3 separate regions of the Mus musculus genome follow, and regions 1 and 3 are each linked to region 2. A link is a loop called in an ENCODE intact Hi-C map of the cell type or tissue named here. Cell type or tissue: left cerebral cortex. All regions are shown on one strand.

Region 1 (2,500 bases), 82 kb before region 2:
ATCAAGATGCAGAACTCTTGGCATCTCCAGCACCAAGTCTGCCCACACAATGTCGTGCTTCCCACCACGGATAATGGGCTAAACTTCTGAAACTGTAACCCAGCCCCAATTAAATGTTGTCCTTATAAGAGTTGCCTTGGTCATGGTGTCTCTTCACAGCAGTAAAACCCTAACTAAGAGAATGTGGAAAACACTTCTTCCATAAGCCTGGGGTCCTAATAGTCCTTTATACTTCAGAGGACCTCAGCTTTCCACCTCAAGATACTACTTTAGGTATATAGGAATCAAAAAGGATGCTTTCCCAGTGCTCCCAGTGTGCTTCCAGTGTGCTCCCAGTGTGCTCCCAGTGTGGGATAGAGCCTTGACCCACACCACTTGAATGATTTGAATGCCAAGGTTCCTTTGGGCACACAGAGCACATGGGAGGAAAAATGTCCAGGCTAAGCTTAATGAGGAGGAGAAATGAAGGAGAAAATATTTTTCAAGTCTTGCCAAGACTGTCTACCTTTAGGTGGGATCTTCCACAGGTGATGTATGCACGTATTCCTTTGGTGCTAAGAACCACCATGCGCTCTGTGTGCTCAGAGGAACCTTGGCATTCAAATCATGCAAGTGGTGTGGGACGAGGCTCTATCCCACACAGGGAGCACACTGGGAACACTAGGGTAGCATCCTTTTTGATCCCTGCACACACCTGACCCCTAGCTATCTTCTGCCTTCCCTAATATGAGCCACAAACCAAACCGTAAACCAGAAAAGCAAAGAACATGGAATGGTTATAAATTTTAATGTTCAACCATATTATTTTATAGATGAGGAGGATAAGATCCAAAAGTTAAAGAGACCCACCCAGGGCCACACTGCTAGTAAACCAGACTTAGATTTCAAGACTTAGCTCCCATTTTTGTTTTTATCACACTCTTTGTGCTTCATGAAGCAGAATCCAGCGATGCCACGCCTATATCCTCGTCACTAATTAACAGAGTTATTGTAAGGAAAAGCCTAGATTCCCTGCCTTCCTTTTCCATCACCTGGACTCATCTTTCCAGATATGATACCCAAGCCTTCCGGGAGCTGAGTTGAGCAGTGGTCAGCAAGGTTGAGTCAAGCCAATGGGGTAGGGGGAGGGAAAATGTCCAGGCTAAGCTTAATGAGGAAGAGAAATGAAGGAGAAAATATTTTTCAAGTCTTGCCAACAGCTGGGTGGGTCCCCAGAAAGAGTGACTCATGCTCTCGCACTGTCATTCTGTCTCTGCATTTGATGGGTTTTAAATTTATCCTTTATTCCTACAATGTTTAAATGTCTCTCCCCCACCATACACATGCGTGCACCCCTCCCCTGACAGCTCCCACTCCCTCTCCAGACTTTAGCACCTCCAGCAATTCCAAGTATTCTTGGACTCTGGTCTACAGTCTCCTCCCCGCTTCTAAGCCCATTGTAGACAAGGCTCCCAGGCCACTAGCTCTCCCAGGGCAACCAGAAGCCAGGGTCTGGCTTTGTATATCTGTTTCCCAGCTATCCCCACCCCCATCCTTCCTGGATTTCCCCTTCCCTGACACTTTGCCAATCTAAATCACGTCTTTGCCAGAATTACAACAGCAATAATATGCACGACAGAGCTCTGGCTTCAACAGAATCAATTTACAAATATCAAAACATGAAATTATCTCATCTTTCCTTTAAGAATTCTTGTTAAGCAACCCTTCTATTATTGACATAAACGTTCATCATGGAAATCTGTCACCTCCACCACTGCCAAGCAGGCCAGTGCCCTGGTCTTGCTATTGTCACACTCATAGAACATCTTCCCCATCCAGCAACTCATAAGCGACAGTCTGCACCTTCTAGGAAAGGGCATTTGACTCTACCCTATCTTAGCCCTCCCCACCCCCATTCCCAAACACTGTCTTTCCTTGAATTCCCTGAGAAAACAAATTCTGTCTTGTCTATCTGTTTAAATCAGTGCCTAGTACCGAGCTTAACATGGAATAAATGCTTAGATGGTCTTTAGAGCTGTTTCCCCAATATTCTGGTTAACCCTGGCCCACAAGAACAGAGACGGAAACACACTTGACTTCTAATGGTTGAGTAGGACCACTTAATGGTTCTGTCCAGTGGATTGTGAATAGAAATTATGACTATATAATTATGTGAATAGACGTTTGACTGAGAAATGGTCCTCAGAGTCTCAGACATTTGAATACTTGACCCCAAGTTAACAGCTCTGTTTGGGAGGTTTAGGAGGTAAGGCCTTGTTTTACGTCACTGGAGACAGACATGAAAAGGCATGCATCATTTCAAAAGTGCCCCCACTGTTTTGTGCTGGTGGTTTGAGATGTAAACTATTTTTCTTTTACGGAAAATAGATTTTTTTCATATACTATCATTTTATTATGGTTCCCCTCCCCCTACTCCTCCCAGTTCCTTCCCACATCACCTCCCATACAAATTCACAAATAGGCATCTAAGGGGTAATAATACAGTAAAATACAGTGAAAT
Region 2 (2,500 bases):
CTTGTTTCCTCGTGATATTCTGCACCCAAGCCCCCATCTCAGAAAAGGACTACATGCCTGCCCTAATTAGCAGCTCCAGAGACAGGCAGGCCACCCTAACCAGTCGCGTCCAAAAGCATATACTGCATCCTTCACAGAAACTTCATTGGAAGCTCAGCCCCTTCCTTAACTCTTTCTCCTTCAACGGTCCCCCCACAGAACTTCCCAGTTTTGGGTACTGGCTAGCTGCTTTTGTCTGGGGTCGTGGAAGGGTTTTGCGATGCTCTAAGACTAATGATAAACCCCAGACCCTCATCTGCTAGGAGTGGGGCTCCATTTCTGTGACAACAGGCAAGAATCCCTAGCTGGGGAGTGAGAAACGTGAGCCCCGAGCTAGATGCTACCCTTGGGACCCCACCAAGGAACATACAGTTTGCTCCTAACAGGGACTATCCCAGCAGGGTCAATTCCTGTAGAAGTTAAAAAGGGAAAGGGCAGCCGAGGAAGAGCTGGCTAAGGAGCCTTCCAAGAGGGTTTGGCCCAGATCCGAGCCTCCGAGGTCCACGCACCCCCAACAGGTAGCAGCAGCAGGGGATTCGCGCTACCTTCGGGAGTGCAGCGCAGCTGGGCTTGTGGCCACCCTGACACAAAGAGCCCCATCCTCGGGAGCAAGAACCTAGCCCCACTCACCTTGAATTAATGCAGAGTCCCGCGCTCAGCTGAAGGAGGGTGTGCTAGTGATCCCGAAGCATCATTGAATTATTTTAAAAGAGCAAAGGGTGGGGGGAGGGGACGGGAGGAAAGGAGAGGGAGGAAAAGGGGGAGGTGGTGAAAATGAAGGGGAAGAAAGATAAAGTCTACAGAAAAATGCACAGGGGAAGGAAAGAAACGGAAAGCAAAATTAATAAATGAGGAAAAGAGACAGTTCGGGGGACGGGGGAAGAAAAAAAAATCTGTCTCCTGCCCACACAGTGCAAAAGAAATTTCTGGCAATCAGAAAGACTTTCACACTTGCCCCTTCAGAGGAGGCAGCTGGGGAAATAAATAACGAAGGAGACGAGAAGACGGGAGGGTATCCAAACGGAGGAGAAATTTCTCTGTCCAGGCAGCGCAGCCCCAGAGAGCTGTGTGGAGCAGGCAGGAGGCGGGCAAGACGAACACGGGAGCGCGCAGTGGCTGCGGGGAGGGGCGGGGGGCAGCACAAGGCTGGGTTTATCCACACATCTGTGTAGTAACCAGGTTAGGGTCCAGACATTTAGGTCAGGGTTTCTGCAAAAAGAAAAAAAAGTTCACTGACCTCAAACTTCCGCGAGTGATTTCCACTGAAGCACTGGATCTCCGGCAGTGCCTCCCCCACCCCGCTCCCTGCGCCCTCACTCCCCGCGCCCTCTCTCCTGCCCTAGACCCCGCTAGAATCCTAACCACTGACCTCACTATGGTAGGAAAAGTGATCCGACGAGCACTCGAGCACTCACTATATCTAACGAGAAATAAAAGCCACTCGGGCTTCCGAAGGCAAGAGCGACCTGGGAGTGGGGGAGGGCATGATCCTTGAGCCCAGCACTGCCCAAGAAAGGGGTCTCCGAGCCAAGGTATAAGCCCCTCTGCAGCCTGTGTGTTCTCCTAGGATCTCCAGGGGCCCCGCTGAGAACTCTAGGGGAAGCCAACCTGTTCTCTGAGGACAGCCTTAAAAATTAGTGAGTCAAACTGGGTTTTCCAAGGCCTGCTAGACTTGAATCTCTGGGGTTTCCTCTCTCCCATTTCTCTGGCTCTCAGCCTGTCTTTCTCAGAACATTGAAAATGTCTCCCAGAGTCATATGGGCAAGCCTTCCTCTGCGCTGACTCCAGCAGAGAGCAGGGTGAGGGAGCCTGGTAGAATGAACAAGAAGAGGACTGGAAGAGGGTAGGAGATAGCACCCGTCCCTCTCTACTCTTATGCCCTGAGCTTAGCCTTGATCGGTCCTCTGAAGGTTTCCTTGAAGGTTTCAAAGTGAATGGGACAATTGGCCTGCTTCATGCTAAGTGTCCTATGACGGACAGCAGGGGCCCTCTCTACTCAACTTTGACAACACCACACCCTACTGGCCTTTGGCCTGATACCGGGAGGAGCTGGGAAACACTGCATGGAAGGAGACAAAAGAGCCAGGAGGCCCAGCAGCTCTTTGCTCTTAGCCCCGAGAGACTGAAATGGAAGTGCAAGCTGACTTGCTCCCACTTTACTTCCCAGGCGGGAAAGTTTGATTAGAAGGTTCACCTTGTGAGCAGCCAGAACGTGGCCTAAAAAGAAGTTAGTCTAGTCTCTGGAAGTGAGATTTTCAGTAAACTGAGTCACAAGCCTCAACATTAAAGCAGACAAAGCTCCACTGGGCATTAGAGGGAAAGGGAAAGGCTGCATCCCAGCTTCCCGGAAGCTAGAAACAGTTCTGTAAATCAGTTTTCCCTGACGAGAAGGTGTGAGGATGTCTAACCATAAAAATGATTCCACAAGACCGCTCAGGGAGTAGAGGTGCTTGCCACCGAC
Region 3 (2,500 bases), 120 kb after region 2:
CCTGCTCACTGGGAGGCCAGCCCCACACTTCAGACGTACACACCCCTCCCTACCCCCCTGCAGACAGAAGCAGCTAGAAGGAAGCCAGGAGACAAGGAAGCCACCACTGGTGGGCAGCAGCATGCAGTGCCAAGCTGGGGGTTGCTGGCAGCAGCTGAGGTGTCAGGGGACACAGGAGATTGGGGGGAGGGCACGGCTTATGCTATTGGAAGCACACAGGGAGGCAGCCTCAGAGCTAGGGTTGGCAGGACCATGGTGGATTTGATGTTCTGTCGGGAGAAAGCCAGAGAGACTCCTTTTCCCATGTGTAGGCATCACTTTTACATTTGGTGTGGCAACCTTGGCATGTCCTCTATTCTGCTCTAAAGACTTAGAACAAGTTGGGGAGGAGCCAAGGAGATCTTGATGCCCGTGTCTCAGCCCCTACCCCACCAGCCTCTAGTGATACAAACTTAAGTTCATAAGCCTGGGCAGCAGCACTTGGGTAGCCCAAGGAACACAACCACACCACTCCTTCTGAAAACCAGCCCAGGATACGACAGTCCACGACCACAGCATTTTGAAAAGATGAAATATGCCTCATCTCTGGAAGGATCCATGCAAGAATCAACAAGTTAACCCTCCATGGTTCAGAGAAAGCTCAGGAGGAGAGATGTATGGCTCACCCAGAGTCACAGAAGGAGCCCAAGAGCCCAGATGTAAACCCAAGGGAAGGGTCTCTGCACAGCTGTTATCATGCATAAGCAATCCCCACCACGTGATCTGCTCACATAGCTCTCAGTTTGATGTTGACATGTTTATTGAGCATATACTATGTGCCAGGCCCTGTGCCAGACACTAGAAATACAAAGATGGCCGTGGGATGTGTAGTCTCTGCTTTCACAGACTTTGTAGTTCACTGGGAAAGCTGACATGAAACCAGATCTTTAGAACAAGCAGAGCCATTTTAAGGGGTAGGTGAGATCAAGTTACTTCCTCTTACTTTCCGGGTACTTTCCGAGTAATGCCTTAGCCCATTTTGTAGGAAAGGAAATCGAGGTTGCGAGAATTAACCACTCATCTCCGTGGTCACATTAGCTAGAGAGACTCACGCTGTCTCCTCTGTATATCTCTGCTCACTGGTAGCTTGGAATTCACCAATACGTGGGTAACTAACGCCTAAAAACACCAGAACTCGGGTTCTGTTTAGCCTGGGTGCAAAGCCAAGTCAGAAACCAAGGGCCTCCCCAGAAAACCCTGCAGAACTTTGTATGGAATGAAGGCTCCTCTCTCTAAGGCTGCTCTCTTACATGAACACCATCTCTACTCCAGCTCTGGGCTGTAAGCCCCGGTAGCCATGGCCCCGGTAGCTTCCAGAACACACAGATTTGCTGAGGACTAGGTTAGCCACTTGGTCTGAAACAGCATTGTACACGCGGGACACAGCACCACCCAGTGGCAACATGAGGAACCGGCCGCAGAGGCCGGAGGCACCAGGCGCACCCTGGCGGCCTGTAGGAAAAGAAAACTCCAGGAACGAGTAAGCTTGGAAACCCCTGTACAGAGCCGTGTACAGGCTCTTTTTCTCTCTATGGGTTGGACACGCCTAACTCCAAAGTACCCTTCCCTAGAAGAATATCTTGCCTGGGTGTGTGGCTCCTTCTCCTATGATGTAGCCCTGGCTCTCTTACACCCATGGGGAAAAGCACCCAAGATTCATTGTGTATGGTGCAGTCAGTCTTGGGGTTCCATTCTGCAGTCGGGGAGGGGGGCTGCAGGAGGCGGGGTAGAGGAGAGAAAACTGAAAATCTGCTCAGCTTCCTTCCCAGCAGGGATGTAAGCCTCAAAGGGCTGGAGAACAAAACAATCATTATTCAAATTTTCTGCTTCATAATAACCTTAGCAACCATGTGGTTACAATTTTATGAATCTTAAATGTCCCCCGAAGGCATGAGTTGAAAACTTCATTGCCAGTGAGGGACAGGACCAGGAGGTGGTAAAAGTCCTTAGGAGGTGGGACCCAGCGGAAGGGAGTGAGGTCATGGGGGTTATACCTTGCAAGGCATGACAACAGTCATATCCAGTCATAATCTCCACCCCTCTCTTTCTCCCTCTCTCCTTCCCTCCCCCTTTCTCCAGATGCCATGAATTAAATAGTTTTGCTCAACCATACAACCATACTCCCCAACACACACACACACACACACACACACACACACACACCATGTTCTGCCTCCCTACAGGCCCAAAATGATGGCATCTAGTGACAGTAGACTTACACCTCAGAGACCATGAGCTTAAATAACCCCTTCCTTCTTATAAGTAGCTTGCTTCACATACGCAAAAAGAAGTGGAAAGCAGGGTAGCAAGCCCGTGGGGTCCAAGCGAGTACCAGTGCATTTAGAGAGCATCATCCCCAGGCCCTGACTATGACACATTCCTCACACAACATCGTTCATTTGTTATTGCCCACCCACCCACTGAGATCCAAATACTCAAAGTTCCAAAGAGAAAATTTTAA

What was found. Hi-C counts contacts between places; a loop is a spot of excess contacts. Peaks named below come from ENCODE experiments on the same cell type or tissue, not always from the same donor. Only the 100,000 strongest peaks of a DNase experiment are listed, where the experiment ranks them.
Region 1: a loop joins it to region 2, with 2.7 times the contacts of the local background. A loop is called at or near these places in 5 of 42 quality-filtered maps.
Region 3: it touches region 2 in a loop (6-fold over the local background); 18 of 42 quality-filtered maps call a loop at or near these places.

The regions. Positions count from the first base shown.
Region 1 is chr1:154,801,202-154,803,701 of GRCm38, forward strand. It overlaps a transcript of Cacna1e not described here. Among named protein-coding and RNA genes, the nearest start is that of Gm51649, 15 kb to the left of the region's middle. In left cerebral cortex, no CTCF peak of the experiment used is centred here; a DNase peak (open chromatin) is centred at 1,309; H3K27ac peaks cover 452 bases.
Region 2 is chr1:154,883,275-154,885,774 of GRCm38, forward strand. It overlaps a transcript of Cacna1e not described here. Among named protein-coding and RNA genes, the nearest start is that of Gm41976, 27 kb to the right of the region's middle. In left cerebral cortex, no CTCF peak of the experiment used is centred here; a DNase peak (open chromatin) is centred at 1,127; H3K4me3 peaks cover 1,649 bases; H3K27ac peaks cover 1,405 bases.
Region 3 is chr1:155,005,289-155,007,788 of GRCm38, forward strand. No RefSeq gene overlaps it. Among named protein-coding and RNA genes, the nearest start is that of Gm51650, 7.7 kb to the left of the region's middle. In left cerebral cortex, a CTCF peak has its summit at 1,455 (motif pointing left); a DNase peak (open chromatin) is centred at 1,441.